5 separate regions of the Homo sapiens genome follow, and all the other regions are linked to region 1. Evidence: chromatin loops called from intact Hi-C (ENCODE). Cell type or tissue: heart left ventricle. All regions are shown on one strand. Each heading gives the region's core, and the rest is flanking DNA. Links, peaks and the distances in the headings are about the cores only.

The links. A loop is a pair of places that touch in the nucleus more often than their neighbours do. Peaks named below come from ENCODE experiments on the same cell type or tissue, not always from the same donor. Only the 100,000 strongest peaks of a DNase experiment are listed, where the experiment ranks them.
Region 2: a loop joins it to region 1, with 3 times the contacts of the local background. A loop is called at or near these places in 6 of 110 quality-filtered maps.
Region 3: a loop joins it to region 1, with 3 times the contacts of the local background. A loop is called at or near these places in 14 of 110 quality-filtered maps.
Region 4: it touches region 1 in a loop (2.8-fold over the local background); 4 of 110 quality-filtered maps call a loop at or near these places.
Region 5: it touches region 1 in a loop (3-fold over the local background); 27 of 110 quality-filtered maps call a loop at or near these places.

The regions. Positions count from the first base shown.
Region 1 is chr3:194,267,149-194,273,116 of GRCh38, reverse strand. No RefSeq gene overlaps it. Among named protein-coding and RNA genes, the nearest start is that of LINC02048, 6.6 kb to the left of the region's middle. RefSeq lists an enhancer at 1,140-2,071. In heart left ventricle, for the core only: a CTCF peak has its summit at 3,136; DNase peaks (open chromatin) are centred at 1,826, 2,252, 3,326 and 4,966; H3K27ac peaks cover 3,425 bases.
Region 2 is chr3:193,777,986-193,783,953 of GRCh38, reverse strand. No RefSeq gene overlaps it. Among named protein-coding and RNA genes, the nearest start is that of LINC02038, 63 kb to the left of the region's middle. RefSeq lists silencers at 2,440-2,734, 2,987-3,046. In heart left ventricle, for the core only: CTCF peaks have their summits at 2,797 and 2,997 (motif pointing left); a DNase peak (open chromatin) is centred at 2,983; H3K27me3 peaks cover 1,098 bases.
Region 3 is chr3:194,068,111-194,074,078 of GRCh38, reverse strand. It overlaps LOC102724877, which reads right to left and starts at 3,990. Exons shown (of 6, transcript XR_002959666.2): 1 at 3,804-3,990. LINC02028 (long intergenic non-protein coding RNA 2028) reads left to right here and starts at 3,109. Exons shown (of 3, transcript NR_136179.1): 1 at 3,109-3,257. RefSeq lists a silencer at 2,912-3,091. In heart left ventricle, for the core only: no CTCF peak of the experiment used is centred there; DNase peaks (open chromatin) are centred at 2,758 and 3,138; H3K4me3 peaks cover 1,329 bases; H3K27ac peaks cover 1,482 bases; H3K27me3 peaks cover 1,232 bases.
Region 4 is chr3:193,979,477-193,985,444 of GRCh38, reverse strand. The region is part of intron 1 of LINC02026 (long intergenic non-protein coding RNA 2026); the gene reads left to right. Among named protein-coding and RNA genes, the nearest start is that of LINC02026, 21 kb to the left of the region's middle. RefSeq lists a silencer at 711-1,005. In heart left ventricle, for the core only: no CTCF peak of the experiment used is centred there; a DNase peak (open chromatin) is centred at 2,954; H3K27ac peaks cover 665 bases.
Region 5 is chr3:193,999,855-194,005,822 of GRCh38, reverse strand. It overlaps LINC02026 (long intergenic non-protein coding RNA 2026), which reads left to right and starts at 2,164. Exons shown (of 3, transcript NR_033944.1): 1 at 2,164-2,238. LINC02028 (long intergenic non-protein coding RNA 2028) reads left to right here. Exons shown (of 3, transcript NR_136179.1): 3 at 169-367. RefSeq lists an enhancer at 1,590-2,105 and a silencer at 2,469-2,638. In heart left ventricle, for the core only: no CTCF peak of the experiment used is centred there; DNase peaks (open chromatin) are centred at 2,032, 2,412 and 2,482; H3K4me3 peaks cover 1,173 bases; H3K27ac peaks cover 1,476 bases.

The sequences.
Region 1 (5,968 bases), core at 1,306-5,305:
CTGGCCAAGCACTTATGTTCTAAATAACCCTCTTAGGCAGCACTTGCTAATTAATACCAGGGATAACCTCACAGCCCGCGGTGAACAGAGAAGCCTGGAATCTCCAGGAAGTGGGAGGATCCTCTGATATCCTTAACTCGTGATCTCCTTTCCAGAATCACCTCCCCACAACCATGTGTGTCCAATCTAGCACGGACACTTCTAGTGACCGGAGGTGTGCCGGCCAAGGATCAGTCCGTCCTCTGTTGGAAAGTTCCTATAGCAGTCAAAATCTGCCCTCCATAGACGTTTGCTCTAGGGCCCTCATCAGACCCTTTGGGGTCAGATAGAGTCCAATCCCTTCTTGTAGGACTGCCCTTGGCTATTGGAAGATAGTTCTCACCATCAGGGTTGAACCACCTGACACGGTTCTCCTGCACCTGGTTTTGACCCCCTTCCCCATTCTATCCAAGCTCCATTTACTTTCCTAGAAACATGGTTCCCTCGGTTTGCTCTGAGTAGCCCACAGGGAGAGCGGGACAGGAGAGTGCCTCGCTTCCTCTGAGCGGTGGGCAGTTCTCTCCATTAAGTAAGAGAATGAGAGGTGAGCTCCAGGCCCCCTACAGCTCCCTACTGGGGCTCTGCTCGGGGTCATCCACTTGTCCTGCCCTCGGGTGGGCAGACACCAACTCTGTCAACCACAACGGGCCTGGCCGGGCTGCTCGTTGGGCCTCCAGGGATGCCTGAGGACAGCTCCAATCTGCGGGCCAGTGACTTACACCCTCCCTGGCCTTCATTTCTCCTCATATGTGAAATTGAATTATGAAACCAGGTCAATAAGATTTTATGAAACCCTAGTAGGGAGAGGCTGGGCGTGGTGGCTCATGCCTGTAATCCCAGCACTTTAGGAGGCCGAGGCGGGCAGATACCTGAGGTTAGGAGTTCGAGACCAGCCTGGCCAACATGTTGAAACCCTGTCTCTACAAAAATACAAAAAATTAGCCGGGCATGGTGGCGGGTGCCTGTAATCCTAGCTACTCGGGAGGCTGAGGCAGGAGAATCATTTGAACTTGGGAGGGGGAGGTTGCAGTGAGCCAAGATCACACCATTGCACTCCAGCCTGGGAGACAAAGTGAGACTCCGTCTCAAAAAAAAGAAAAAAAAAAAAGTAGGGAGAAGTTCTCGTGGGAGTATCATGGCTTCGGTACTCTCACAGCTGCCTGACACCATAAGACTGAGCAACTAGGAAGGGGCACAGCGGAGGTTACTGCCCCACGGCGCAGCTGAAAAAACAGGCTCAGGGGATGAAATGACTCGCCATGGTCCCACGGGTGGATGGCAGCACTGCCCAGGAACTGGAACCCAATGCTGTTTTGAGGCCAAATTAGTGCTTTTCCCATGCCCTTGAGCAGCTCAGCCTCGTTGAGGGGGAAAGGATGAGACATGCTCAGGGTGCACCCACCAAACGATGCCTCTGTGTGTCCTGGGGCACAGGCTGGCACGGCTCAGAGCTCAGCCTGCATGCCCGCTCCCCTTGATGCTGTACTGTTTAGTTTATGAAGCCACAGGCGAGGGAGAGAGAGCAGCGTGATGGCCCCTCCTGCTGCAGCTCTCTGGCCTGGATACCAGGGACGGGGTGTGCCCACCCAGCCTGGGCCTGGAGGGGGCTGAGCCAGGGCGGCGGGTGACTGCTCGGCCATACTCCTCAGTGCCCGGAAGCCTGAGGGCACGAGGACTGGCTGTCTTCCCAGAAAACACAGATCACTGTCTGCCTGTTCTGTCCTTGAGCTCAGGCCCAGCTCTGTCCCATGACAGGATCCAGGAGGCGGGTGGCGGGTGGCAGGCCCTCCCCTCTATCCCAGGGAAGAGAGCAGGCTCCAAGGCCTGGGAGAGCCTCCAAGCCAGGGTCTCCAAGCCAGGCCTCTGGGGCCTGTCCCCAGGACCTGGGGCTCCCTGGGGGCTGCTTGTGGCTGCATTCAGTGCAGGAGGCCAGCCTCTGGAGAGCTCAAAGGAAGGACTTTGTTTTCAGGGAAGAAGGCAGGGCAAGGGTCACCTCCCCCTCCTTAATGAGTGACTGGCTCCAAAATGGCTTCTCTCCAATTGGTCTTTGCCAGGGCAGGGGTGACAGAGTCTGCTCTCAAGGGGGCAGCCTGAAGACCTCTGCGGGTTCTGTTGACAGGGCAGGAGCCGTGCCTCGCCACCCCCACCCAAGCATCTGAGCTGCCCCGGGCCTCTGCACAGCTTGACTCTGATGGAGGTAGCTCCAGGATGAGACTTGCTGAACCCCGGATCCGGCCACAAAGCGCAGAGCGCCTTTTCCTCCTGTAGAGCAGTGGGGTCAGGCCTGCGGTTGGAAGGGAAGGCTGATCCTGAGATGGGTGGAGCTTGAAGAAGCAGGATGATCCGGCAGGAAAGGAGCGAGCCAGTCAACACACCCTGGGGCACTAGGCTCTAGCGACCCAGGGCAATGAAATGAAGCAGTCCTCTTGTCAAGGTGGTGTCAGGCTTGTGTGAGGGGTGGAGGCGGAAAGGGGTGGGCAATGGGTGAGAAGGTGGCCATTTCTTCCTCTATGCCAGTTTTCAAAGTGGTGCCCTGGGCACGGCACGGTGGCTCACACCTGTAATCCCAGCACTTTGGGAGGCCGAGGTGGGTGGATCATCTGATGTCAGGAGCTCGACACCACCCTGGCTAACATAGTGAAACCCCGTCTCACTAAAAATACAAAAAAAAAAAAAAGAGCCGGGCGTGGTGGCGGGCGCCTGTAATCCCAGCTACTCGGGAGTCTGAGGCAGGAGAATCGCTTGAACCCCGGAGGTGGAGCTTGCAGTGAGCCGAGATGGCACCACTGCACTCCAGCCTGGGCCACAAGAGTGAAGCTCCATCTCAACAAAACAAAACAAAAAACAAAAACAAAAACAAAAACAAAGTGGTGCCCCGGAAGAAACCTACAAGAAGTCAAATGAAAGGCCCTGCTTCCAGTCCCAGCCCTGCCATAGCCTCACGGCCAGAGACGGACTCAGTGCTCTTCTCTGTGAAATGGGTGTTAGAACCGTGTCTCCTGAAAAGCCACCAAGTGTCTGGGGGAACTGGATGTGGGAGGGCTTTTTCGGCTGTGGGGGGCTCTATGGTGAGATGGAGGTGTGATCCTCTAGCAGGCCTGGTGGAGGCGCTCGGTCCTGGTGCCGGGAGGAGCTTCCTTCCCCACTAGCAGGAGCAGTCGGCACCGCCAGGGATGGATTCTCCGCGTGGCTGGATGGGAGGGCAAAGCCGGCTCGTGCTCCCCGTCTTCCCGCCCTCCCCCATCCTAGCAAGACCTTCTTCGTCCCCCGGTGCTGGCGGAATTTCAGAGGGCCTGGCTGCCAGGAAGGGTGGGGCTGCCAGACACGGCCGAGCCGCAGGGTGACCCGGCCAGTCCCGGAAACTCTCCAAACCTTGGACCTCAGCCGCACATCCGGCAACGCTGAGGGGTGGTGGCAGGGCCCGCCGGGGGACTGAGGGCGTGTGGGATGCCTCCAAGGTCAGGTCACTGGAGATTTCCAACATGAGAAAGGAAGAGCTGCGTTTTATCCTATGTGAGGATCAGAAGGCTTCTCAGGGTTGACGGAAGTAGTGGGGCGGCCTTCCCAAATGCTTTCCTACTCCCAGGTGCTACCTTAGGACTGAACGTGTATCCTAGACTCATTAATTCAACAAGAAACAGCCCAGACTTGTTGAAGAGTGTTCACTTTGTGCCCGGCACCATGCTAAGCTTGTTACTTACACAAATCTTTCAAGAACTCAATGAGATGAGAACATTATGCCCATTTCATAGATGAGAAAACAGAGAATCTTTCAAGAACTCAATGAGATGAGATTATGATGATGCCCATTTCATAGATGAGAAAACTGAGGCTCGGGGGACAAGAATCACTTGCCCAAGGTCACGTAAACACTAATTGTAGGAGTCTGGATTCACACCCAGGCAGGTTTGGGTGATTCCAAACTTTATGTCCTTAACTTTCCTGGAAGGCAGGACCCATAGTTTACTCAACCCTGCAGAATGCATAGTAGCCAGTGAAGATGTACTGAATGGGGCCTGCTGCATTTTTAGGGGACTGACTCTCTCCCATTATAGACTGATGAAAGGACATGAAATGCATGCCAGAACTTAGCTCAGTGGCTGGCACGTAGCAGAAGCCAAGGTGCAGCTTTCCTCCCTCTTACCTGGTGCATCTGTGCTCCTGAATAACACTGTCAGCCTCTCCTTCGGTCCCTGTTTGGGTAAAGCTGTTAACAGTCCCAGTCAGGGCTGGGTGCGGTGGAAGGCCGAGGTGGGTGGATCACCTGAGGTCAGGAGTTCGAGATCAGCCTGGCCAACATGGCGAAACCCCATCTCTACTAAAAATACAAAAATCAGCTGGTCACGGTGGCACATGCTTGTAATCCCAGCTACTCGGGAGGCTGAGGCAAGAGATCCCTTGAACCTGGGGGTTGGAGGTTGCAGTGAGCCGAGATCACACCACTGCACTCCAGCCTGGGCAACAGAGCAAGACTCCCATCTAAAAAAAAAAAAAAAAAAAAGGAGAGAGAAAAAAGTCTCAGTCAGAACCCATCAGCCTGAGGGAGTGAGAGGCCTTAGGGGTGGGTGGGAGAGGAGAAGGCAGAGTCTGTGGCTCTCTCTCCTGCATCCCACATGGCCTGGGTTTGGGAGTGGAGAGCAAAGACACCTGCTTCCTTTGCTGAGGTCGCTGAGGAAGCCCCTCCTCTCCTGCCTTGATGGAGGTGACGCGGACCTGGCCCTCCTCTCCTGCCTTGATGGAGGTGACGCGGACCTGGCCCTCCTCTCCTGCCTTGATGGAGGTGATGCGGACCTGGCCCTCCTCTCCTGCCTTGATGGAGGTGACGTGGACCTGGAAGCTTGGCCCGCGCAGAGCCCTGAGAGGCTGAGTCACACGGTCTGGCCCATGGACGTGAGAGGCACCGACACTGCGTCATAGCGTCGGAGGAGGCCAGGCCTGGTGGGGCCTCGTGCAGCTGAGCGTGAGAAGAAAGGGGCCTGTGGGAGGACAGCTGGGGCCGGCTCCAGGCCCCCTGGTCCCCACACAGAGCCAAGGCTGCACTTGGGCGGCCTCCGCACGCACAGGCCAACACAGACCTGATCTTCCTTCCTGGAACCTCCTTCCTGGCCCTGCCTCTCTGACCGTCAATGCGGTGTTGAGATTGAACTGTCCCATACTTCTGTCATTTTAACCCTCTCTGGGCTGGGCCTCAACAAGTTCACTGTGACACGGAGACAGGCAGAGTCCAGGTAGAAAACATAATTCGTTCTGGAGACCTTAATAGAGGGGAACTGCTTGGAAAGGTACTGAAAGATGAAAGTGCAAACATGGGGAAAGGTGACCTAGAGAGCACAGGACAGGGAGACGCCACCATTCCTGGGCTGCGGACAGAGAGAGGAGGTGGTGTTTTCAGAACCCAGTGAGAGCTAAAACCGTGGGCGAGATTCCCTGGCAGGAGCTGGGACCCCAGAGGAGGAGCAGTCAGATAAAGGGAGACAGCTTCCTCCCTCTTCCTCCTCACAGTCTCCTGGCAGTGGGAGATGGGGACCTTGGCAAATGTAGCTTGCAGGGGTGGGTCCCCTGTGACGAAAGAGAGCAGAGGGAGGGCAGGGCGTGGATCTGAGGCCAAACAAGCACAGGAGCTACCTAGTCGTCAGCTAGTCAGACCTTCACAAAAGACCTGAGGCAGGAGAATTGCTTGAACCCGAGGGTGGAGGTTGCAGTGAGCCAAAATTTCACCACTTCACTCCAGTCTAGGCAACAGAGTGACACTCCAGTCTCAAAAAAAAAAAAAAAAAAAAAAAAAAAAAAAAAAAAAAAGAAAAGAAAAAGAAAAAAGTCCCAGGGGGAAAAAAAATGTCGCATCCCTCCAACGGGGCGATCCAGAGGACTAGCCCCTGAAAAGTCAACTTGCCTCTGGAGATATTCCCAAATCCTCTATGGGTGATTG
Region 2 (5,968 bases), core at 997-4,996, 490 kb after region 1:
CACAACTATAATCCCAGCACTTCGGGAAGCCGAGGTGAAAGATCGCTTAAGGCCAGGAATTCAAGATAGCCTGGGCAACATCTCAAGATCCAATCTCTACAAAAAATCTAAAAAACTTTTTAAAGGTGAGGGCAGTGGTAAACAGTATAATACACTGATTTTGTATTTAAAAAGGAAAAAGGAATAGGGATACACATATACCTACTTATTTGCATTGTATCCATGATGACTACATCTGAAGGAATGCACCAGAAGCTGGAAACATTGTTCCTAGAAGTGGAAGATGGGTGATGGGAGGAAGGAGTAGGAGGGAGGATTTCTACTTTATATCGTTGGTACCATTTTAAACTTTAAACCATGAGAACGTATTACCTATTCACCAAAGAATCAATACAATTTGATGTAAAACATCATGCAACCTGTTCCATGGCAGGGTCAGTGGCTCCAGGTCCTGGGAGTAGGAGAGCAGTAGGTTGGAAAGGGTTGTTTTAGAACCTGTCTCAGCCAGCCTGGCTGAGAGTTGTGACATCCTTTGACCTCAGACTGTGCTCCTCCTGCTACCCAGAGTGTGGCCAGGAGTCACAAGCTCATGTTATTTCTTCAAGCAAATGATGATGTACATCGGTTGCTGGCTGGCATATCGTGCTTTCCCAGCAAAGCAACAAGAATGCTTATGTCCCTGTCTGGGATCTCACTGAAGAGGGTTGCAGACCAAACAGAGGGAACCCCAGAAGCTGGTCATGATGGGCTGGGAAAGTATGTGCTGTAAGGGAGGTCTGAAGCCGGGAGACCAGAGGGCTCGAGGAGCCAGGAGCCGTGTTTCCAGCCATCTGAAGGGAAACCAGAAGACAGGCTAGATGAGAGCTGGGTGGACCTGTGTCCTGGGCAACCTGCAGACTTCCCAGAGCCCCTTTCCTCATCCGCAACATGGGACAGTAATATCCACAGCAAAGGTCTCTCTGGAGTTTTCTGGTTTACGACTTAATGCATGCAAGATGTCTAGCACTTACTAGGCACCCTGCAGAGGTTTCTGAGTCCCATCCCCACCCCTAATCATTCCTGTCAAACCACTAAATTTGTTCAGAGTGGCCCCAGTGTGTGAAAGCTGCAGGAAAAGAGACTTGGGCTCCTATTAGAAAAGACTTTCCTATAGACAGAACCATTCAAAGGTGGAGCAATTCTGTTCTGATGGGCATTTTTCAGGTAACAGTGCTTTATTGGAAGAAACTCAAGGCTCTTTTTTCTGGGTCTCTAAACTCATGACAAACGAAGTAGGATCAAAGACCCCTGGGCCCCATCTCAGACATGGCCCTTCGTGGCCCCTTCCACCTCACTCGCCTCTCCATTCCTGTCCCTCCTCCAGCCAGCCTGTGCAGCTCCCAGAAAGGCTCAATTAAGAAGGCATTTCCAGACCTCGCTGCGGCTGGCACCACCACATTTTTTGCATTCTCTGCCTCTGCGGCTCCTGGAGGCATGAGGTGTGTATCTGCCTGTGTGTGTGTCTCTTATCTACCTCAGGAGAAAAGGACACGAGTCTTGTGACTCAGCCTAAGAGCAATTTCCTCCTTTGACTTCACATTTCCAATTGGAGGGACCCTGGGTTCCAGCGATAACCGTGAGAGTGTCTTCTTAGAGCGAATGTCCTTAATTGTGCTCTGACTTTCCAGGGCTTCTGAGCAGGTGCTGTTGGGAGTCCTTGAGAACTCCAGAATAAGTGAGGTCTGATCCATGCTCCAAACGCAACTACAGTCAAATAGAGGGGATACACACTTATGTTCGGTGTAACTCTCACACCAAACGAACCATGACAAATGCCACAGGGAGCTAAGTGCCATAAAGAATGATTGTAAATGTTAGATATAATAATGGCAAGTGGTTATGTTAAAGGGAAAGCAGTCCTTCTCAGTCAGAGATGCATGCAGATGTCTAGGTTGTTTTAAAATACTCTAGGGAAAGCCAGGCCCGGTGGCTCATGCCTGTAATCCCAGCACTTTGAAAGTCCAAAGCAGGCGGATCACCTGAGGTCAGGAGTTCGAGACCAGCCTGGCAAACATGGAGAAACCCTGTCTCTACTAAAAATACAAAAATTAACTAGGCAGGGTGGCGGGAGCCTGTAATCCCAGCTACTCAGGAGGCTGAGACAGGAGAATCACTTGAATCTGGGAGGTGGAGGTTGCTGTGAGCCAAGTTCACACCACTGTACTCCAGCCTGGGCGGCAGAGCAAGACTCTATCTCAAAATAAATAAATAAATAAGTAACGCTAGGGAAAAACATCTTAAGTGTTTTGGGGTGAGATGATATGATGTCTGGGGTTTGATTTAAAACATTCCAGAAAAAAGGTTGGAGAATAGATGAACAATTTGGCAAAACATTGATAATTGTCATTATTAAAGCTGGGCGTGGGTATAAGAGAGTTTGTTATATCATATTCTCTATTTTTGTATATGCTTGGAAAATTCCAGAATAAAAAGTTAAAAGGAAATGAATGGTTAATGCTGACAGGAGGTGTGTGGGTCAGGGACAGCTTCACACAGTAGGTGAGGTTGAAACTGGGCTTAGAAGATGAGTCAGAGATTGGAAGTGGGAGGGATAGACATGATTTGGAAGCTCTTGTTGGCTTTATTTTTTGTCTGTAAATCCTTCTGTTCTCCTGGGTTTTCATAGCAGTGAAAGCATTTCCCCCTCCAGGGTGTGACCTGCCCTTGTTTCAGACACCCCTTTGGATGGGGCCTCTCAGTGAGGCCTTCTTTGGCTGGCAGAGCTGGAGCTGTCGTGGCCCTGACCAGGTCTGCAGCCCCCACCCCGCTTCCTTCCTCCTCTCTCCCCCTCCATGCCCCGTCTGGGGAAAATTATCCCAGCTCCAAGTAGTAAATTTAAGGCCTTGGCAGCCCTCCCACAGATGACTCCCAAATTATCCCATTCCAAGGGTGGGAGTGGGGAGGCCAGAAGTTCAGGCCCGAGGCATTCACCCAGTCGTTTGAGAGCTCCGGGCGCCATCTGCTGACGGCACCCGGAGCTCCAGCTTGGAATGAAGGCAGGGGGTGTGCTGGAATTCACCAACTCCAGAACAAGGCCGGTCTCAGATCTCTGAGAATGAAGGGGATGCACTGTTTGACAGACACCAGGCAGAAAAGGCGAAGAAAGAGGACGTGTGTGCGTGTGCCTATGTGTGTGCCCGAGTCTGCGTTTGTGGATTTATGCATTTTATGCATGGCGACTGGCTGCTGGGCTGGGGGTGTTTTGGAGGGTGTGTTGGGATGGTCTGCATGCTTCTGTCATTGTTCCTTAGGGTGAGTATGTGGGCCGTCTCCAGAGTAAAAAGACAGTAAATAAGAGGTAATCAGACCCAGCTGTATCCCTCCGAGGGAAGTCTCCAGATGTCCTCCCATCGTTAATCCTCAGCCCAAACATGGGTGATAGGTGACTCGGTTGATTGCATTTTCAGCTGGGGAAAATGAGGCATGTGGCATAACCAGAGCCCTTAGTGAGAAGACTGGCTTCACCACAAGCATCAAATAACCTGGAGGCAAAGACCCTGGAGGTCATTGAGTTCAACCTTCTTACTTTGCAGAGAAGGAAGCATGAGTTCAATGAAGGGGAAAGCAAAAGAGATCCTATTAGATTATCCTTCAAGTCCTTCTCAGCCATGAGTTCTGATGGGCAATTCCGCAACTCACCAAGCCCAATATTTGTGCCAGGAGGGTCCTGGGCAGCTGCTCTCCTGCCTTGCCCCATCTCTGCTTTACCTCTTCTCTATTTTCTCTCCTGAAAGAATTTCCTGGCCCATAAATCCTGAGAGATTTATTATTTCCTGAGGCATCCCTTAGTTGGAAAATGTAGCTTTACAGTCGCCGACTCAGGACCACACTGGGGTCCCAGCTGTTAGCGTGGGAGCACAATTTCTCCTGCATGGTAGTGGGGAGGACGCCAGCCTTCCACCCATCGCAGAGGGGCCACCAACATCACTAGTTACATTTCCTGGCTTCTAACTAAAGCTGCTGAAACACCAGCTCAGAAGTTTCTCTCAGCAAGTTGTAAGAGCAGCCACAAAGTCTAAGAAGAACCAAAGAGCTTGGTTTCTCTCCTCGCCAGCTGGAAGCAGGGGACCTGGGATCTTCCTGTCATCACGATTATTTCTTCTCTCTAAAATGACTGCTTCTGACTCTAGTCTTTTCCCCTCCAATGTGAAAAAAAAAAAATTCCTAAAGCACAGCTCACCTCAAAATCCTGCAGGCAACACCTCCTTTTTTCATATAGGATAAGTCCAGATACTTTTATGGGTTCTTCAAGCACCTCAAACCATGACCCCACATCCCTCCAACACCTTCTCTTCATATTTTCCTATGTGCACTGAGTTCCGGCCACACTGGCCCCTTACCTGTTTCTAGTTCCACCCCCAAGGCCGTTCTGCATCTGCATTGACCATACTGTCACTCACAGCTCCCTCAACCTCAAATGCTCCTTTCTCTGTCTCTAAATGTTGAGATCCCATTTCCCAAAGACCTATCTCAAATGCCATCCTTTCCTGGAAGCCTTTAGGGACCTCCTCCCTCCAAACTAAACAATCCCTGTTGAGTCTGCTGGTGTTGTATTCGGCTTGTACCTTTTCACATTCTTCTAGGCTGCCTTATTTTACAGCTCCTTCTTCCCATTGACTATTCCCCCACTCAGATTCTGAGACCCTGGAGTGCAGCGGCAGTGTCTACAGCATCTTCCTCTTTCCTTTCATCACCCTCCTTCCTCCCAAAGATCCAGCAGTGAGGACAGTTCCCAGCAATGAGGACATTCTCAGGGGATAGTGGTAGAATTGAATTTCCAAGTAATTTATAAGCGATATTCACGTAATCTAATATTTTGACTTTTCCAATCTCTGCTCTCCTCCCTTAGGGCAAATTAACCCAGAAGAGTACTTCAGAGAACACAGACAAACTGCCGTGCAGTGAAGAGAATGTGGCAGGAAGCCCTGGTATTCTAGAAGAAGCTCTGCCCACTCCAGACAGGATCCGCACGCCTAGTGCCATGTCTATCTCCAAGGAGATCACATTCTAGAGCCAAGGACCGCCACTGAGAAGAAAGTAACGTGAGCCGTCAGAATGCATACCTGGAGCGCTCCAGGAAGGAAATCTCAGCCCCGGCATCCTCCATGGTCACACGGAGAGGGCGGGTGTCCTTGTAGCTTTGGCCCTGAGATGGGAGCTAGAGCTGGACACAGGGTTCTAGTCCTGGCTTTGCTGTAAACAGCTCCCAGACCTGGAGCAAGTGCCTTACCTGTCTGTGTAATGTGGGAGCTGATGTGGATCATCTTTAAGCCCTCTGCAAGATGGACACGCTGGGATCATAATAAGGACACATGCCAGTCAGGCCAGGTTCTTCATTTGAAAACCTTTATACATTTTTTTCTCTTCAGCCTTAATAAAATTAACTCACCTAGCATTGTATATATGTCAAGCAGTTTTGATCATCCAAATTTTTTATTGTTGGCTGACCTCTAGCCAACAATTCATTTATTTTCTGACCTTTTAAGATGTTTCGTAGCTGCCATTTCATGTATCTGAAAAATGAGATGTGAAAAGAATACACATATTTAAGAACAAAATTTTGTTTCTTTTAAATAATTTTAATATTTTTTTCTAAGAATGATACACATTCATTTTAAGTAAATTTCCAAGAATGATACACACTTGTATTTTTTCTAAGAATGATACACCTTCATTTTCTGTATTGGAAATACAGAAAATTATAAAAAAGACAAATATCTCCTAAAACCCTACTACCTAAAGATAGATATTAACAGTTTGGTGTAGATCCCCTCAGATCTCTTTCTAGGCATATTTTTTGGATATATTTTTGCAAAACTATTATCCTGTGTGAAGTCTTGTTTAAAAGCCCTGGATTTTTGCAAAACAAAATATTACGAATGTCTTTCCATGACTATACTATTCTATGGTGTTATTTTTAATGGTTTCA
Region 3 (5,968 bases), core at 1,034-5,033, 200 kb after region 1:
GCCAATAAATTCCTACTTATTAAATTATCCAAAGCAGGCTGGGTGTAGTGGCTCACTCCTGTAATCCCAGCACTTTGGGAGGCCAAGGTGGGTGCATCACCTGAGGTCAGGAGTTCCAGACCAGCCTGGCCAACATGGTGAAACCCCCTCTCTACTAAAAATACAAATATTAGCTAGGTGTGGTGGTGTGTGCCTGTAATCCCAGCTACTTGGGAGGCTGAGGCAGGAGAATCGCTTGAACCCAGGAAGTGGATATTGCAGTGAGCCAAGATCGCACCATTGCACTCCACTCCAGCCTGGGCAACAGAGTGACTCCATCTCAAAAAAAAAAAATTATCTAAAGCAGGGCATGGTGTTGCATGCCTGTGGTTCCAGGCTCAGGAGTTTGAGGCTGTGGTGAGCTATGACTGTGCTTGTGAATGGCCACTGCACTCCAGCCTGGGCAGCACAATTAGAATCTGTCATTAAAAATAAGTAAATATTTTTTCTGAAAGATTTTATGTATAAATAAATAAATAAAATAGATAAATAGATAGATGCCAAGTCTGGGGTGTTCTGTTATAAGAGCACAACATGAATTAAGATAAAGACTCAACATAAATGTCACCTGTTTAGACAACCCTTCCTCCAGGTGCATTCTCACCTGTATACTGCCACTTAGTTTATACATCTCTTAGCAGCCTACGATCTAATTGTGTCTTTATGAATCTTTCCAATCTGAGTGATTGGGAGCCCCAAGTGGGGCGTATGGGTCTTCTGGATTGTTTTCTCCTTTTTACCTCCTCTGGGTCCTTCTGTTTTCCTAGTCCCCTCTCTCATCTCCATCAGCACGCACGTTAGGTGCCTGGCAATAGTAGGTTCACAGTGAATGCTAATCAACTGAGTTACCTTGAATGTGGCCAGCTGGTCATGAATCTCCAGGGCTGACATCTTTGTCTTTTGATTATGTTGTAATGATTGGAGAACATATTGATTATGGAGTCAGAGGGTGGAGGTAGTTTACTTCACAGACCAAAAGTGAGTTTGAAAAGTTCTACCAGGTTCTACCAAAGTCAGAGCCATTGAGGATCAAGTGAGATTCTCTTAATACTTGGAGAAGGTAAAGGTCGGGCAGGTCTGCATGTGTGCATGTGCTATGAGGAGGTGAGAGGAGAGGGTGTGTATGCGGAATGTAATCTGAATTACATCTAAACTTTGAGACCTGGTTGACAAAGCACTGGTTGGTGGTTAGGCAAACATGGGGTCAAGTACATTTATAGCTCTGTGACCTTAGGCAAGTGATTTCACCTCTTTAAATGTCAGTACTTTTAGCTATAAGCCAGGGCAATAATACCACCCCTCTCATTAGGGTGTTGTGAGAATGAAAGGCAATGTATGTAAGGCAGTTCTGGAAACATCACAGTGTTTCCAGAGCCCTTCCTGCGCCCTGGGGTCTGGGCAGCTTCTTTGTGGGATGATTTGCCGGTTCCTCGGTTTGTGGGATTTGGAGTGAAGGGTCCCTGTTTCAGTGTAGTCTCTACCCTGGGCAGTTAGATGCAGTAAGGGAGCTGGAGGTCCAGAGGAGTCACACAGAGGCCCAAGGGAAGCAGAATACAGGAATGGTGCCATCTCATAGGAACAGATCTCCACCCCAGAATCGGAAGTTCTATTTTTTTTTAAAGCAGTTTTCAAATTGTTTTTGTTTCTGTCAAATGGTTGCCAGAATAGTCTTTGATCAAGGTTTCCACTGCTCATCAGTAAACAGAGAGTTGTGGGAAGGAGTCCCGCCAGAGATTGGCAAACGCCCTCATCACCGACTCAGAGGCAAATGGCTGATCTCTGACCACAGGTGATGCTCACTCACACCAGGCTCTGGGCTGGAGTCGAGGCATAAGCACTGCCTTGACTCCCGCCCGGCCTACCATGTCCAATGGTGGGAGGGGAGATGACGGGGATGTCCCCGCTTCCCCATTCCCCATCTCTTTGGCGGTTCCTATCTGAATCTAGAAGTGCAAAGCCACCCCTAGCAAGCTACTTCTCCTAGTCGCTTTCCTCCTTGTAAACTGGGGGTGCCAACATCCCCCCCTTACTTCAGGGGCCTTTCAAGAATGTACAGAGTGGCTGGGCGCGGTGACTCATGCCTGTAATCCCAGCACTTTGGGAGGCTGAGGTAGGCGAATCACCTGACAGGGTCAGGAGTTCTAGCCCAGCTTGGCCAACATGGCGAAACCCCGTCTCTACTAAAAATACAAAAATTAGCCGGGCGTGGTGGTGGGAGCCTGGCACGAGAATCGCTTGAACCTGGGAGGCAGAGGTTGCAGTGATCACGCCACTGCACTCCAGCCTGGGCGACAGAGAGACTCTGTCTCAAAGAAACACCACCAAAGAATGTACGGAGTGGGAGTCAGGAGCTTTGGAAAGCGTATTGGCCAGTTGTTGCATAGGTGCGTTACGTGAGCGAGCCAAGAAGGGCTCCCTACAGCATGTGTGCGCGCGTCCATTCATTTGTTCGTTCATTCGTTCATTCATTCAGTAATTCATTCATGCATTCGACATTTATTCAGCACCTGGGTGAGACACACACTGAGATTCAATAAACTGCTGATCAAAGTTGTGTCTAGACGTCCAAGGGTTAAGCCGCCGGCGCGGGCCCCTCTGCGTCCCCCTCCGCCCCCGCCGGGCGTGGGGAAGGCGGGAAGGCGGCGCGGCGGGTGCCAAAGTCGGAACCTGCTCGTCGGCAGCTCCCGGCGCTGCCTTGACTCGCAGCCAGGCCTGGCGCGGCCGCCGGCTGTGGAATGTGTGAGCGCCATGTGTCACCGCCCCAGACTGTGGGAAAACGCTGCTCCGCTCACCTCCCAGCAGCTGCCCCGCGCCCGCCCGGGCGGGAGCCGGGAAACAGGAGCCGCCTGCCGCGGAGGCCGCCCGGGGGCACTTCCGAGCGCGCGCCGCCTGCCCGGCCGCCCCCGCGCCCGCCGCGTCTCCCCGCCCACACCCCGCTGCCACCCGGCCCCGGGCGCCACCCGCGGAGCAGGCGGCGGGAGGGACAGCCCGGCACGGCCCCTTTCCTGCCCTTCACACCCCTTCTGCTTCTCAGGGGACGCTGGTCCACAGACCGAGGCCCCGTTGCGCGCGGCCGCCTTCGGAGCGCCGCCCTCCTCCCGAAACCGGCCGGGGCGAGTGGCTGCAAGAAGCTGCGGTTTGGCCCGCGGGAGAGGGGGGCTTCCCCGCTGGGGTTGTCTGACGCGAACGCCTTCCTGGCCCCAGCCAGGCGCCCTGAGGTCAGGCCCAGTGGTGAGAGAGCTCTGAACGGGAGGCCCCACGCTGCCTGCTCCCCCAAATCAGAAACAGCCTCCCCCACCGGGGCGAGGCAAGGGATCTGCACCACCCCACGCGCTCCCGCCTGCACGGTAGCCTAGAGCCTGGTGTGAGCGGGAATCACATGTGCTCACACATCACCCAGGCAAGGTCTTTGAAGCCCAGCCATGCGGGCAGACGTATTCAAGGTCACCCTGCTGGGTGGCGGCAGAGCTCCTGTTGGAATCCACGCTCAGAGGACCTTCTGCCGAGCCCCAGCCCCAAAGGCATGGCGCCCTTTCTCTGCAGCATGGTGCCCCTCGTCGAGTTCCTGCCCCATAGAGAAGTTGGGAATGGGGCAGACGGGGGTGGGGGGAAATCATGGGTCCTGGGACCCCGACAGCTTTGCCTAAACTCAGCCTCATGCTGCGAGACGTCCCAGTCCGTCACCTCAGCCTGATTTTCTGGGGGTGCCCCACCTGACAGGCCTGGTAGTGAAGCCCCCATTGTATCCAGCCCTCTACGAGCACCTGGCATTTGTGTGCCTTGTTCCGGCTTGCCACCTCCTCTGTGGAAGTCTTCCCAGATTTGCCCAATCATTGCTTCCCGGTTCTCCGGCGGCCTTTGACAAACGCCTGTTTATGACGTTTGTGGCCCCCTGTAACTCATGGCCTACCTGTCCTCTCCTCCCTTCCGGAGTTTCCTGAGGGCAGAGACTGTGTTGCCCTCCTTTTTGATTTCCACACAAATGATTATTTGAGAACTCTGCTTATGGCAGCTGCTCTGTTTGTTGGCTGAATGTTATGCAATTTACCACTGGCTAGGAATCTCACCAGATGTGTGACCTTGGGCAAGTTGCTTAATCTAAGCTTCGGTTTTCTCATCTGTAAAATGGAGATCAACTGATACTGCGTCTAAAGTGACTTGTATAGTGGCTGGCACAAAGCAGATGCTGTGTGTGTGTATGAATGATTGCTAAAATACCATAGACTGGTGGCTTAAACAATAGTCATTTATTTTCTCCTGGCTCTGGAGGCTGGGAGATCCAAGATCAAGATGATGGCGAATTAGGTTGTTAGTGAGGGTGCTCTTCCTGGCTTGCAGAAGGCTGTCTGCTCACTGTGTCGTCATGTGACCACAGAGAGAGAGCAAGTCTGTTCTTATGAAGACACCAATCCTATCAGATTAGGGCCCCACCCTTATGATCTCAGTTAACCTTAATTACTTCTATAAAGGCCAGGTCTCCAAATACAGTCACACGGGGAGCTAGGGCTTCAACCTATGGCTTTTGGGGGATACAGTTCAGTCCATAGCAGTGGGGAAAGGATGTGACTCAGTCTAGAGAGACTCAAGGAGGGAATGCTTAGATAGGAGCATGGAGGGCGTGCCTGGTGAAGGGAACAGTATGGCACAGCTTCAGAGGCAAGGGTGAGCCAGCAGCAAGGGGCTGGCTATGGCCGGTACAAAAAGCATGTGCTCGTGGGAAATAGGTAAGAGAAGCTTGGGGGTATGGCCAGAGTATGGAGGACTCTGAATGCTGGGTGTGTTCGAAGGGTTTTGAATGCTGAGTTTTTACTTGATGTGCCTGGAAGTAGTTGCTGAAGGCGGTTTGGGAGTGGAGGAATACATCCTTTAAAAAAAATTTTAAATTTATTTTAATTTTTAATTTTTGGGGGTACATAGTAGGTGGTACATATTTATGGGGTACATAAGGTATTTTGATACAGGCATGCAATGCATAATGACCACATCAGGGTGAATGGAGTATCCGTCACATCAAGCATTTAGCCTTTGTGTTACAAACAATCCAATTATACTCTTTCAGTTATTTTTAAGTGTATGATTCAATTATTTTTACGAGGCTGGGCTTGGTGGCTCAGCCGTGTAATCCCAGCACTTTAGGAGGCCGAGGTGGGCGAATCACCTGAGGTCGGGAGTTCGAGACCAGCTTGACCAACATGGAGAAACCCTGTCTCTACTAAAAATACAGAATTAACCGGGCGTGTTGGCGCATGCCTGTAATCCTAGCCACTCCAGAGGCTGAGGCAGGAGAATTTCTTGAACCCGGGAGGCAGAGGCTGCAGTGAGCCGAGATCAGCCTGGGCAACAAGAGCAAACCTCCGTCTCAAAAAAAAAATAATTATATATATATATATATATATATATATATATATATATATATATTTACTATAGTCACCCTGTTATGCTCACATATACTAGGTATTATTCATTCTTCCTATTTTTCGTACCCATGAACCATCCCCACTCTCCTATCAACCCCCTCATTACCCTTCCCAGCCTCTAATAACCATCCTTCTATTTTCTATCTCCATGAGTTCAATTATTTTAAATTTTAGCTCCCACAAATAAGTGAGAATGTGAAGTTTGTCTTTCTGTGCCTGGCTTATTTCACTTAACATAATGTCCTCCAGTTCCATTCATGTTGTTGGAAATGACGGGATCTCATTCTTTTTCATGGCTGAATAGTATTCGGTTGCATATATGTCCCATATTTTGTTTATCCATTTAGCCATGATGGACTCTTAGGTTGCCTCCAAAGCTTGGCTATTGTAACTAGTGCTGCAGTAAACATGGGTGTGCAGATGTCTCTTTGATAGACTCATTTCCTTTCTTTTGGGTATATACCTAAGAGTGAGATTGCTGAATCATATAATAGCTCTATTTTTAGCTCTTT
Region 4 (5,968 bases), core at 956-4,955, 290 kb after region 1:
TTCTTACTTTTTTGGATCATGACTCACAGTGAGGAGTATCTTTTCTATTACAAACCAGTGACCCAAACACATATAGATAGTCCCCAACTCACAGTGGTTCCATATGTGATGTTTCAACTTTAAAATGGCGCGAAAGTGATATGCATTCAGTATGGTCCTTAGGTTACGTCTGGATGAACCCATCGTAAGTTGAGGAGCATCTGTATAAGACTGAAGGAGAATTTCGTGGTACGATATTTACCCTTTTACTATGCAAGATGTACTCAAAGATTTCCTCTCCTCTTCCATTCATTTAAGCCAAATTGCTGGCCCTCTTGCTAAATTGATTTCTCAATCCATTAATGGGTCATGGCTTACTGAGTGAAAAATCCCTGTTTCGAGTTGCACCATGTATGTACAAGTGGAAGTAGTCACTTGGGCCCCTTGGAGACACAATCAACAGCATAGAAGTTGCATATAGAATATTTTTTCTTCTTAGGGAGAAGAGACTAAAAAGTAGACACGTTAATTCTAGTTAACCTCTGCCCCTTTAGCCTTCAAATAACTTCCCCTGCAGTGGATTTCGTATTGTCCAAAATGTGGTTCTGTAAGGCCAGGATTGGAAGCCCGTTTCGAATATGTGCAGAATTTCTTGAATACCGCTCTATGCTCAGTCTTGCCGAGATAGGGTGTCATCCCTCACGAGCTTCCCAGGACCCCTTGGCTGTGCACACAAAGAGAACCAGGCTTTTCTTGTTTGGGCCTTTGCTCCTTCCTATTTGATTGAATTTGAAGAGGAACTGTTTGCCTTCGGCCACACATCCTGAATCATAATCAGGATGCTGCTGGCACAGAAAACCTGCTCCCACCCTTGCCTGAAATAACTGAACAGGGAAGTAGAGTTCCTCCCCTCTCCAACCTTAAAGAGAGAGGCTCATAATTTATTGTGTGCTGGCAATACATCAAAAGTCAATTCAGTCACTTACAGTAAAATTAAGGAGGGCAGAACAATGAATACAGAGTGGGGTTAAAACACCTGATTAAAAGGAACAAATTGTTCAGTTGACACCTATTCTGGTGTCATATTTGTTAGCCAGAGTCCAGTGGCCTTTGGAGGTGCTTCCCTGGCTGTGGGATATGAAAAAGGCATAAAGCCACTCTCAGCTGTTTCAGTTTTTCAATTCAGCACACACGCTTTGCTCCAACAGTGTATCAGGGACCCCGTGACTAGGGGATATTAGTTCTCTAGGACTGTGCTGCTGCCACAAATTACTATAAACTTGGTGACTTAAAACAACAAAAATGTATTTGCTTTCAGTTCTGGAGACCAGAAATCTGAACTCAAGGTGTTGGCAGGGCCACATTCCCTCTGAAGGCTCTGGAGGAGAAGCCTTCTGTTGGTTCCAGCTTCTGGCAGCCCCAGGCATCCCTTGGCTTATGACTGCGTCACCTCAATAGCTGCCTCCTTCTTCACAGGGTGTTTTCCTTCTCTTTGAATGTCTCTTTGTGTGTCTCTTAGCAGATATTTAGCACTGGATTTAGAGCCCACCTGGATAATGAAGGCTGATCTTACCTGGAGATCCTTAACCTTATTATCATGTGCTCCTAAGAATAAAGATCTTTGTCATAATAACAAGCAAATTACACCCAAGAATATTAACAGTAATTCGATAGAATCTATTACCAAGACTCGTTTTACTCTAACAAACAATCACAGAGAAGGGTGATGCTATGATTGATGTTACGGTGTCTACAATTTTCAAATGTTTTAGCAGAAATATAAATAGAGAAGCCTATGATCACAAAAGTGTGAAGAATTGTTAAGTCTAGGTGGAAGTTATATGGATGTTCATTGTTCTATTCTTTTGACTCTCTTTAATGCTTGAAATTACTCATAATTAAAAACTTGGGGGAGGGTGGGGAAAGAAAATTCTTGAAGCAAACTTTCTTGACCTATCTCTCATAGGCTCTACAGGGGGTGGGGTGGAGGGGTTTCAGGGACCAGGAAGCTTCCAAATTTATATTTGAGCTTTTGTGGTGCCCACATGCAAGCGTGTGTGTGTGTGTGTGTGTGTGTGTGTGTGTGTGTTTCGTTTTCTGGGGGAAAAGTTGATTGTAGCATTGTTCAGTACAGTGAATAAGAGCATGGAATTCAGACAAACCTTGTTTAGGGTCTTGAGTTTGCCTCTTACTAGCATTATGACATTGACAAACTTGTTGAATGCCTTGAACCGATTTTCTCATCTGTGAAGTGGGGATAGTAACAGTTCCCATTTCATTGGGATATTGAAAGGAATAAGTAAAAATATACCTTTAATAATAGCTAGCATTTTTCAAGGGCTTTCTGCATTTAGAGCACTGTTTAAAGCGCTTTTAGATGTGACTATCTTATTGAATTCTTGTAACTCTGTGAGCTAGGCCCTAGTATCACCATTTTGCATATACGAGAACTGAGGCACAGAGAAGTTGAGTAACTTGCCCAAGGTCATACCGCTATTAAATACAAGAACTGGGATTTGAACTGAGCAAGCCAAATCCTCTCCCTAGTATCTTTACATCCCACTTTGCACAGTGTCTTGCCCGTGGTGAGCCCGTCGGTGAATGTTTGTGTGACGGCATGTAGGAAATCCCTGGTAAACACTGAATGACATCAGGAATTTCTTTGCAGGTTGTTAGTTAGAAGGGTGCTAAATGTGTTCCTGTTGTGGATGACAAAATGTGCTTGTTTAGAAAAGAGGCATATTTTATGAGGCTGATGTCCAGTCCTTTGAAATAATAGCTTTAAAGCTCAAGTTTGAATAAGCTAGTGGAAAAAGGGTTAGTCTAGTGAAGACTTCTGCTCCCGTTCCAATCAGCTGCTGAGGTTGGGCTGCAGCCAGACTGATGACTCTTCTTCCATATGCAAGAGGGTGAAGCACTAGGGTGTTACCAGGAATTGAGACCTGGACGGGCTGCAGGACTGGGCACCCAGCCGAGTCACACCCAAGCGGTGGGCGCTTGCCAGCTTCGGGCCTAGGCTGTTGCCCCTGAGAGACTGGGCAGGGCCGGCAGCTCTTTGCTTGCTGATTCTCTCATCTCCCAGAGCAACAGCCTGGTGCAGACTGTGGTCATCCGTGGGAATGTTCCTCCTGCATCGGCGGGACCTGCATTGCCCCAGTGTGTGGCCACGTGCTCCTCTGGGCTCATACAGATGTCTGTACTCAGAGGACGCCACTGTGCCATCGTGAGTTCAGGGCTGAAGTGCAGGACAGGGGCTGCTTGCTTTGAGTCTCAACTTTTGGGGCCCTTCACTGGGCTCTTGCTGAATGCATAAAGTATTTAAGGTGGGTGCATTTTAAGGCTGTTAGTGTGTCAATACTGATAGAAAGAGATTAGAGACTTTGGTTCTAAAATAAACTCTTTCTCTGATTTGTTATACAAATTTGTGGAATTCATGTTTTCTCCTCTCCAGGCCTCAACTTCCTCATCTGGAAAATTAACATTACTCCAGTCCTATCCATATCACTGGATTATGCCGAGAACCAAATGAGATGATCAGTGTAAAAATGGTCAGTAAACTTCAAGACACTACACAGAAGCAAGCAGCCATTTTTTTCATGCAGCTGGGTCTTAACAGCCCTGGCTCCTTCCAGCTGCTCCCCTGTGGGGAGACTCTGTCCATGGCCAGCCTTGAAGGGCTGGGATTGGATTTGCTTCAAAGAGGTGGCTGGATTCCTGACCTGAGGTGCCCTCAGGGGTCTCTAAGAGGAAGGAGGAGCCCAGGAGCAGGTGTTGGAGGCTCAGGGATTCAGCCCCTTTGACCAGGCTGAGAGCCTCCCTCCGTTTCCAGCCTGGGTGGGTTGGGATCTCATTTTGTTAGGTGGGAACTAAATGTTTCCTGACTCAGCGCCTGTCAGTGTTCCGTGCTATGCTTTGTGAACTCTCTTTCTTTGGCCGTGCTTACTAGGGGTGAGGGGCACCCTTGGGAGGTGAACAGTACAACTGTATACAGAACTGAAGATGGGGTAGAGGCCCTGATAAGGCTCCGTCTCAGCACAGGAAGGACCAAAGTGGAGAGGAAGGAAGGAGGGAAGGGTGACACTGGCCGAGTGGCAGCCACAAGGGACTTTGATATCCTCACCATGGATTTTTGTCAGGAACAAAACAAACTTTTCAGACGAATTTTTTGGTGGGGGGCAGATAAGGGGTAGCTAAGGAGTTGCTTTCCATGTGACTAAACATTGTAGCAAGGGTCTAGCACTCTTTTGTGTGTGTGTGTGTGTGTGTGTGTGTGCATGGAGACACAGCTGCTGTTGCACCAGAACAGTCTTCTGATAGCTACAGAGTGGTGGAGGGAGGGAGGCCTGGCCCAGGAGTTCCCCACTCTGTTCCAACCTGAGCATGTCCCCAGGACACTGGCCAGGAGAGTGGCGGACTGGAACTCATGTCACAGAAAGTAAAGGGACTGAGGGATGTTTAGCTTGGGACATTAGACTTCAGGTACCCGAGGGAGTCTCGAGGGAAAGGTACACTTCCCACCCCCAACTCTTCCTGCTCTTCTGCTATTCTCCAGGGAAGAGTTTGGCTCAATATGGGAGAGAGCTTTCTTATACGTCAACACACCTGAGAGTGCTGAGGCAGAAACTGGCTAGGAAGGAGCCCGTGAGGAGGGGATTCCGGGACAGACGGGGGTTGGCCTGGATGATCTCCCTCCAGGTCCAGAGGCTGCCATGTCAAAGGAAGATTCTGCAGGGTTACGGTGAATTCCTACCTGATGTTCCCACAGCTGCACCGCCAGAGCATCCTCCACCATGGAAATACCCTTTAGGACTGTTGTGCTGGATCTTTCCCCACCGCGATAAGCCTTCGAGGTGCTGTAAGGACCTCCCGCCCTCTTGTTTTGCTGGGAGGGGAGGATAGCCCACATCTGTCATTCTGGTTTCTGACTGGCCCTTTTTTTCATGTTTCCTATTCCTTCCTTATCCTCAACTTGTTGCTCTTGGCACAAGAGTTTGTGTGGATTTGTTCATAACAATTACCCTCCGCCTTGAGACGCATGTGGAATGTTTTAGGGATATTTTTGTAAATCTTGGGCCATATTTTTTATGGCTGGAAATTAACCAGGGAACTGCAAACATACAGGGTTGCTTATTCAGCTTTACATCCTGAAGACAAGCTGCCTCCCTGCCTCCTACTTTCGTACCCTAGCTCTTTGGACCATATGTACTTCCTTGGACTGGGTCCTTCCTTCCTGACATGGATATCATGGTTACTTGCAGCCCTGAGTAAGTAACCAAGACTATTGCTAAGTCTTCTGGTCCTCTTCTGACTTCCTAGACGCAGTCATTCTCCTTGATTTTCTTTTTCTTACTTCAGTCCTTGCCTCTTCCCGTTCCACGTATTTACTCCTTCTTAGAAATCCCTACTCTTGGAGCTGAAGGTAACTGCCCATCCCAGTGTTTACACCTTCTCCATGACAGACTCATGTGGATTATGGATATTGAGGGGAGTGGGCTTTAGGTCCCTTTAAAGTGTCTTAGTTCTTTTAATTTCCCAAGTTCTTTTGGGAAATGAGTTGACAGGATGATACATTCCAACAAGCATTGTTTTTCTCAAACATGATTGTAAAGCCCTGGTCCATTTCCACATTTTACTCATTTTGATCATTCTTTTTTTTTTTTTCCCTTTAGATGGAGTTTTGCTCTTGTTTCCCAGGCTGGAGTGCAGTGGCACGATCTTGGCTCACTGCAACCTCTGCCTCCCGGGTTCAAGCAACTCTCCTGCCTCAGCCTCCTGAGTAACTGGGATTACAGGTGCCTGCCATCACGCCCAGCTGATTTTTGTATTTTTAGTAGAGTTGGGGTTTCACCATGTTGGCCAGGCTGGTCTCAAACTCCTGACCTCAGGTGATCCGCCCGCCTCGGCCTCCCAAAGTGCTGGGATTACAGTCGTGAGCCACCACGCCCAGCCTGATCATTCTTTTCAGACTCCAACATAAAGTCATTTTTCT
Region 5 (5,968 bases), core at 773-4,772, 270 kb after region 1:
TGGGGGATGTGATTTTCATCAGATTCTACAAAGCTCTGTGACTCTGAAAGTTTCAGGACCACTACACTAGGGCTTCTCTTCTTTGTAAAATAATTGGCAGGTTAGTCCAATTATTTTTACATTCAGGCTTTTTTTTTTTTAATGTGTTTTCTCCTTTTTTTCCCTTAGTTGCTGACCTCCATAACAGCAGACAAAATTGGAAGCAAGAGTGATTTTGGAGGAGTCACACTTAGATGTTTCCCTTACCTATTTCTGTTCTGGAAATTTAAAAATCTTACTTCTCGTGACAGTCCTACATGAAAAATTAAAAATCACAAGGATTCATGGATGGAAAACTGAGACTCAGAGAATGATCACATTCACATCGTAATAAATCAGCAATAGAGTGAGTGATTGTTCCTTGGTAAGAAATCAACTCTAAACTCAGTTGGAAACCTTTGCCAATATTACTTAACACATGACAATCTGGTGTGACTCATTTTTCTTGACATTATGCAAATAAAGGAAACAAGACTGAGTGGCCTTCTGTCCGGAGAGCAGGAAATGAAGGCTGTCTGGGGCCACATGTTTCCTGGGACATGTGGTGTCAGAAATGGGTACTAGAAGAACCAGGCCTTTGTTCATGTCTTTTATTTTTTATTTTTGTTTTTTTTTAGATGGAGTCTCACTCTGTCGCCCAGGCTGAAGTGCAGTGGCACTGTCTCGGCTCATTGCGACCTCCGCCTCACCGGTTCAAGCAATTCTCCTGCCTCAGCCTCCCGAGTAGCTGGGATTATAGGCGCCCGCCACTACACCCAGCTAATTTTTGTATTTTTAGTAGAGACATGGTTTCACCATGTTAGCCAGGCTGGTCTAGAACTCATGACCTCGTGATCCACCCGCCTCCGCCTCCCAAAGTGCTGGGATTACAGGCGTGAGCCACGGTGCCTGGCTGCCATTGTTCATTTCTATTTCATGAGTGATCGGCTCTTGTTGGCCATGGCTGGAGGAGTCAGCTCCCAAAATCCACACTCTCTAGGAGTGCTGAACCATAAATAATCTATCAGGACTCCTAGATTCCACTCTCTAGAGCTGCAACCAGAAGTTCCTTCCTTCCCGGCCCTGCTTCCCACTAAAGGAAACATTTGACTTTTGGGGATGAGATGTTTCAAGCCAGCCAATCCTTCTCACAGGAAGCAGAACCCCAGCCACCATGGAGCTTATCCTTGGGGCGCAGAGAAACACTGACCTAATGCTGTAATCAAGTACTGGATTTTATTTTTAAATCTTTTTACCTCACAAGCTGACTTTATTCTGGCTAGAGGGCTCCTGAACCTCTGTAAACTCCCCAGGAGGTAATTTCCAGTGCTAATCTCGCTAACGAGGTGTCAGTTACAGAAATGGCCCACGCCCTGGTTTCTTCTAAGTGGACATTACAGTGTTTCTTCAGAGGGGCCTGTGCTGGGACACCTCGGAAATGGAAGAATTTATAGCAAGGATGTTATTTCTCACTAAGTGAGCAGAAGAGCTGGAAGATCTCTTTAGAGATCATTAGAAGGATGGGGAAACTGAGGCTCAGAGAAGGGCAGTGGCTGCCCGAGGCCACAGAGCTGAGTGGCAGCAGGGTTGGGTTAGAGACTGGACCTTGTGGCGGAGCTGGCCTGCTTTGGGCTGTTCCACACACCACTGACTTTCTAGATTGTTTCATGTTCATGGAATCATCCTCAAACTCTACTCCCCAAAATTGTACCATAGATTAACTTCGGGCACCCCCCAAGTCAAAACTTCAACAGCTAAGGGACACGGATCATGCGGCCTGCTGAACACGCCATCAAGTGGGGCAAAGTCTTCTTTCTTTGTGATCAGGGTATGCACTCTCCCTTGGCCTCTGAATAAGCTGTACCCAGGGTTCCTCGATGACTCAGCTGCAGCAGGCTATCCACCACACATGTCCGTGGCCACCACGGCGGGAACCGGGCTCACCATCACTTACCACTAGAGATGTCAAACCACCCCCCTCCTAACCCAGGCCCCACTGCGGCCTCCCTGCCCTGCTCCAGCCTCGGTCTGTTGTGCAAGAGCCAGAGGGGACTTACGATCACGGAGCCACACGCCCAGGCCCAACCCAGGCCCAGGAGCTCCACCCTAGGGAAACGCCTAAGTCAGAACAGAGCACTCCTAACCCCCCGGGGCAAGGAGGGGAGGCCAGGCAGCCGGAAGGAAACTCCTGAGCTTTTTACGGAATGCACAAGACAAAAGGTGAGGGTCTCCACGTAGGGAAAGAACGCATTATTATTTACGGCCTTGGTCTGGAGAGGAGAACATGCTGCTCTTTGCAGCCCGGCGTGTGATTCATTTCCCCCGGGAGCTGCAGGGCCGAGGCAGGGCGTGCGCTCCGGCAGCCTCCAGACAGCCGCGCACTCCCGCCCGCTCGTTTATTTATGGTGCTTTATCAGCGGCTGTGCACCGCGGCGATAAAGTTTATGAAAAGAGGCGGCGTCTCCGGCCGGCGGGCTGGGCCCGGCGCTCCTTTCCCACACTGATTAGGATCAGCCAGGGCTTTGGAAGCTGCAGTTAAGGATCTCGGGTGCCCGGAGCCTCGGCTCCCCCTTCCTGCCCCGCCCGCGGGCTGGCCGGCTGCTGGCCCGCGTGGGAGGCGAGGTCAGGGCTGCGGCCGCGGCCCTTCCCCTGGGAGCGGGAGGGAGGAGGGAGGAGGAGGAGAGAAGCCGCCCTGCGGGGGAGGGAGCTCCAAGGCCCCGGGAAGTGGGACAGCCAGAGAAAAATACCGTCCAAATATAAATGGGCAAGTCCCCACGTTAAGAGATGAACGAGAATTTTTTATTTTTTGAGACAGAGTCTCGCTCTGTTGTCCGGGTTGGAGTGCAGTGGTGAGATCTTGGCTCACTGCAACCTCCGCCTCCGGGGTTCAAGGGATTCTCCAGCGTCAGCCTCCCGAGTAGCTGGGATTACAAGCGCCTGCCACCAGGCCTGGCTAATTTTTGTATTTTTAGTAGAGATGGGGTTTCACCATGTTGGTCAGGCTGGTCTCGAACTCCTGACCTCAGGTGATCCACCCAACTCGGCCTCCCAAAGTGCTGAGATTACAGGCGGAACAGGAATTTAATAGGAATTTTTCTCCTCTGAAGGCGGTGCACCGTCTCCTCTCCCCCATTTACTTTCCTACATTCCTTTCTCCTTTCCCGTCATTTCACCTGCATTTACTGTGTCTTTGCATTAAGGCTTGATTCATTTTGTCCCTTTTCATAGCCATGTTTTGTTCAGTCCTTCAGAAGATAGAAATTGAACACCTGACTTGTGGACAGCACCTCTAAACACTGCAGAGAGAGATTCAGAGATGAATAGCCCTGGCCCTTAGGGTTCTTGCGGTCACAAGCACCGTCCAGTAAGAGCAGCCCATGGTTATGAGTAACAAGAGCAGACACTACGGCAGGCACTTGGTTTAGGGACATTGCCTTGTTTCATCCTCACGGTGACTTCAGGAGGACAGTGCCATCGTTACGCCGTTTAACAGATGGTAAAACTGAGGCCCAGAGAGGGGAGTGCCTTGCTTCAGATGACTCAGCAACGCAGTGGCTGAGCAAGGATTTGAACTCAGGCAGAATGGTGGCAGAGCCTGTTTGCCTAACTTCTAAATTTCCCTAACTCTCTAGAACAGAGGGTAGTAGGAGTGCAGCAGACAGGACAACTAACCCTGCCTGGAAAAGTCATGGTGGGCTTCCCGGAGGAGGCGTCCTTAGGCTGGGGCTTGAAGACGAGGTATTTACCAGACAAATAGTGGAGAAGAAGGCTGTCTTAAACAGAAAAAACTTCTTATGTGGTCCTGGGTTCTGAGGGCCCAGCTCTTCTCACCCTCCTTCTCCGAGGAGTGGGGGAACGGAAGTGCAGAGCCTTCGTGTTTTACCCTCCTTCTCCGAGGAGTGGGGAACGGAAGTGCAGAGCCTTTATGTTTTGTGACAGTGGAATCCCCTTCGCGGGCCACCTCCTCGATCTGAAAGGCTCTATCTGCAGCTACTGAATTCCCTTCAGCTCGTAAGTCTTAATAGCAATGTCATCCCCTTCTGAAAACTTTCCTGGACTGCTCCTTATCTTGCTGCCGGTGATTGAAAGCAATCCTTTCCTCTCTCTTCCCTCACACCTGCCTGTTTGCATTAAAGTTCTTGAGTTGGACTCCATCAGTCTTTATTTTTTATTTGTTTAATTTATTTTTTAGAGACAGGGTCTCACAATGTCACCCAGGCTGGAGAGCCGTGGCATGATAATGGCTTACTGCAGCCTCATCCTCCTGGCCTCAAGCAATCCTCCTGCCTCAGCCTGCCAAGTAACTAGGACTACAGGTGTGTGCCACCATGCCTGGCTAATTTTATTTTATTTTTTTGAGACAGAGTCTTGCTCTGTAGCCCAGTCTGGAGTGCAATGGCGTCATCTCGGCTCACTGCAAGCTCCGCCTCCTGGGTTCAAGCGATTCTCCTGTCTCAGCCTCCAGAGTAGCTGGGATTACAGGCGTGTGCCACCATGCCCAGCTAATTTTTGTATTTTTAGTAGAGAGGGGGTTTCACCATGTTGGCCAGGCTGGTCTCGAACTCCTGACCTCAGGTGATCTGCCTTCCTCAGCCTCCCAAACTGTTGGGATTACAGGCGTGAGCCGCTGCACCTGGCCTCTGGCTAATTTAAAAAAATTTTTTGGCCAGACACGGTGGCTTCCATCTTTAATACCGGCACTTCAGGAGGCCAAGGCAGGAGATTTGCTTGAGCCCAGTAGTTTGAGACCAGTCTGGGCAACATAAGAAGACCCCCATCTCTACAAAAAAAAAAATAAATAAAAAAAAAAAAAATAAGCCAGGCATGGTGGCGCTCGTCTGTGGTCCCAGCTAATACGGAGGTTAAGGTGCAAGGATTGCATGAGCCTGGGAGGTCAAGGCTGCAGTGAACTCTGATCACATTCCAGCCTGTGACTGTACTCCAGCCTGAGTGACAGAGCAAGACCCTGTCTCAAAATAAATAAATACATACATACATAAATAAATAAGTTTAATTTAAAAATAAATTTATTTCTGTAGAGATGGGTCTCACTCTTTTGCCCAGGCTGGTCTTGAACTCCTGGCCTCAAGTGATTCTCCCAAGTTGACCCCCCAAAGTGCTGGAATTATAGGCATAAGCCACTGCACCCAGCCCATTAGTGTTTATTACTAGACTGTGAGTTCCTGGAGAGCACTGGTATACTCATTTGCTTCTTACTTGCTTCTGCCCAGGCTGGTTTAGTATCCTACTCATAGAAGGTTCTTAGTAACCGCATTTGGTGAATAAATGGAGGAGAGTGGGAAGGCTGTGATCGAATAGGTATCTCTTGTCTCCTCTTTACCCCTTGATAAATTTCACAATCAAGCAAGCTAAAAATGGAGATGTGTGTCTCCACCAGACAAGGTCTGGACCACTCTCTGCCAAGACAGCACGAAGAGCAGGACACTGCCAGCAACCAGGTGGGTTGAGACAGAGTAACCCAAGCTGCTAGCCCGTCAAATCTCTCCAGACTGGGAACAGGATTAGTCCTGGGGCTTGGGTCTAGCATTGAGTCAACAAGCGGAAGTCATGTTGCCCTAGTTATTGGGGAGAGGGCTGTGAGGGCCAGGAACCAGGCAGGTCACTGCATAGTCCATCTTGAATTCAGTGAGGCATTCCATAGGGCCAATGACACAGGAGACATTTGACACCATAGGGTATAATATCAACTCTAGGCAGCCGTCAGGGCCAGTGCCCAGGGGATCAGGGCTGTGTCTTTTTCTTTGTTATTTTTTGTTTGTTTGTTTAGAGCTAGTTTTTAAAAAGTTTAATTGAAAAAGTAATACATGCACATGATCTAAAAATTAAAATGATTCAAAAACGTATACAGTGAACGTTCTGCCTCCCACCATCAACTTCTCAACTCATCTCCTTCCGCAGGTGCAGCCGTCATTAAAAGTTTCTTTTCCCA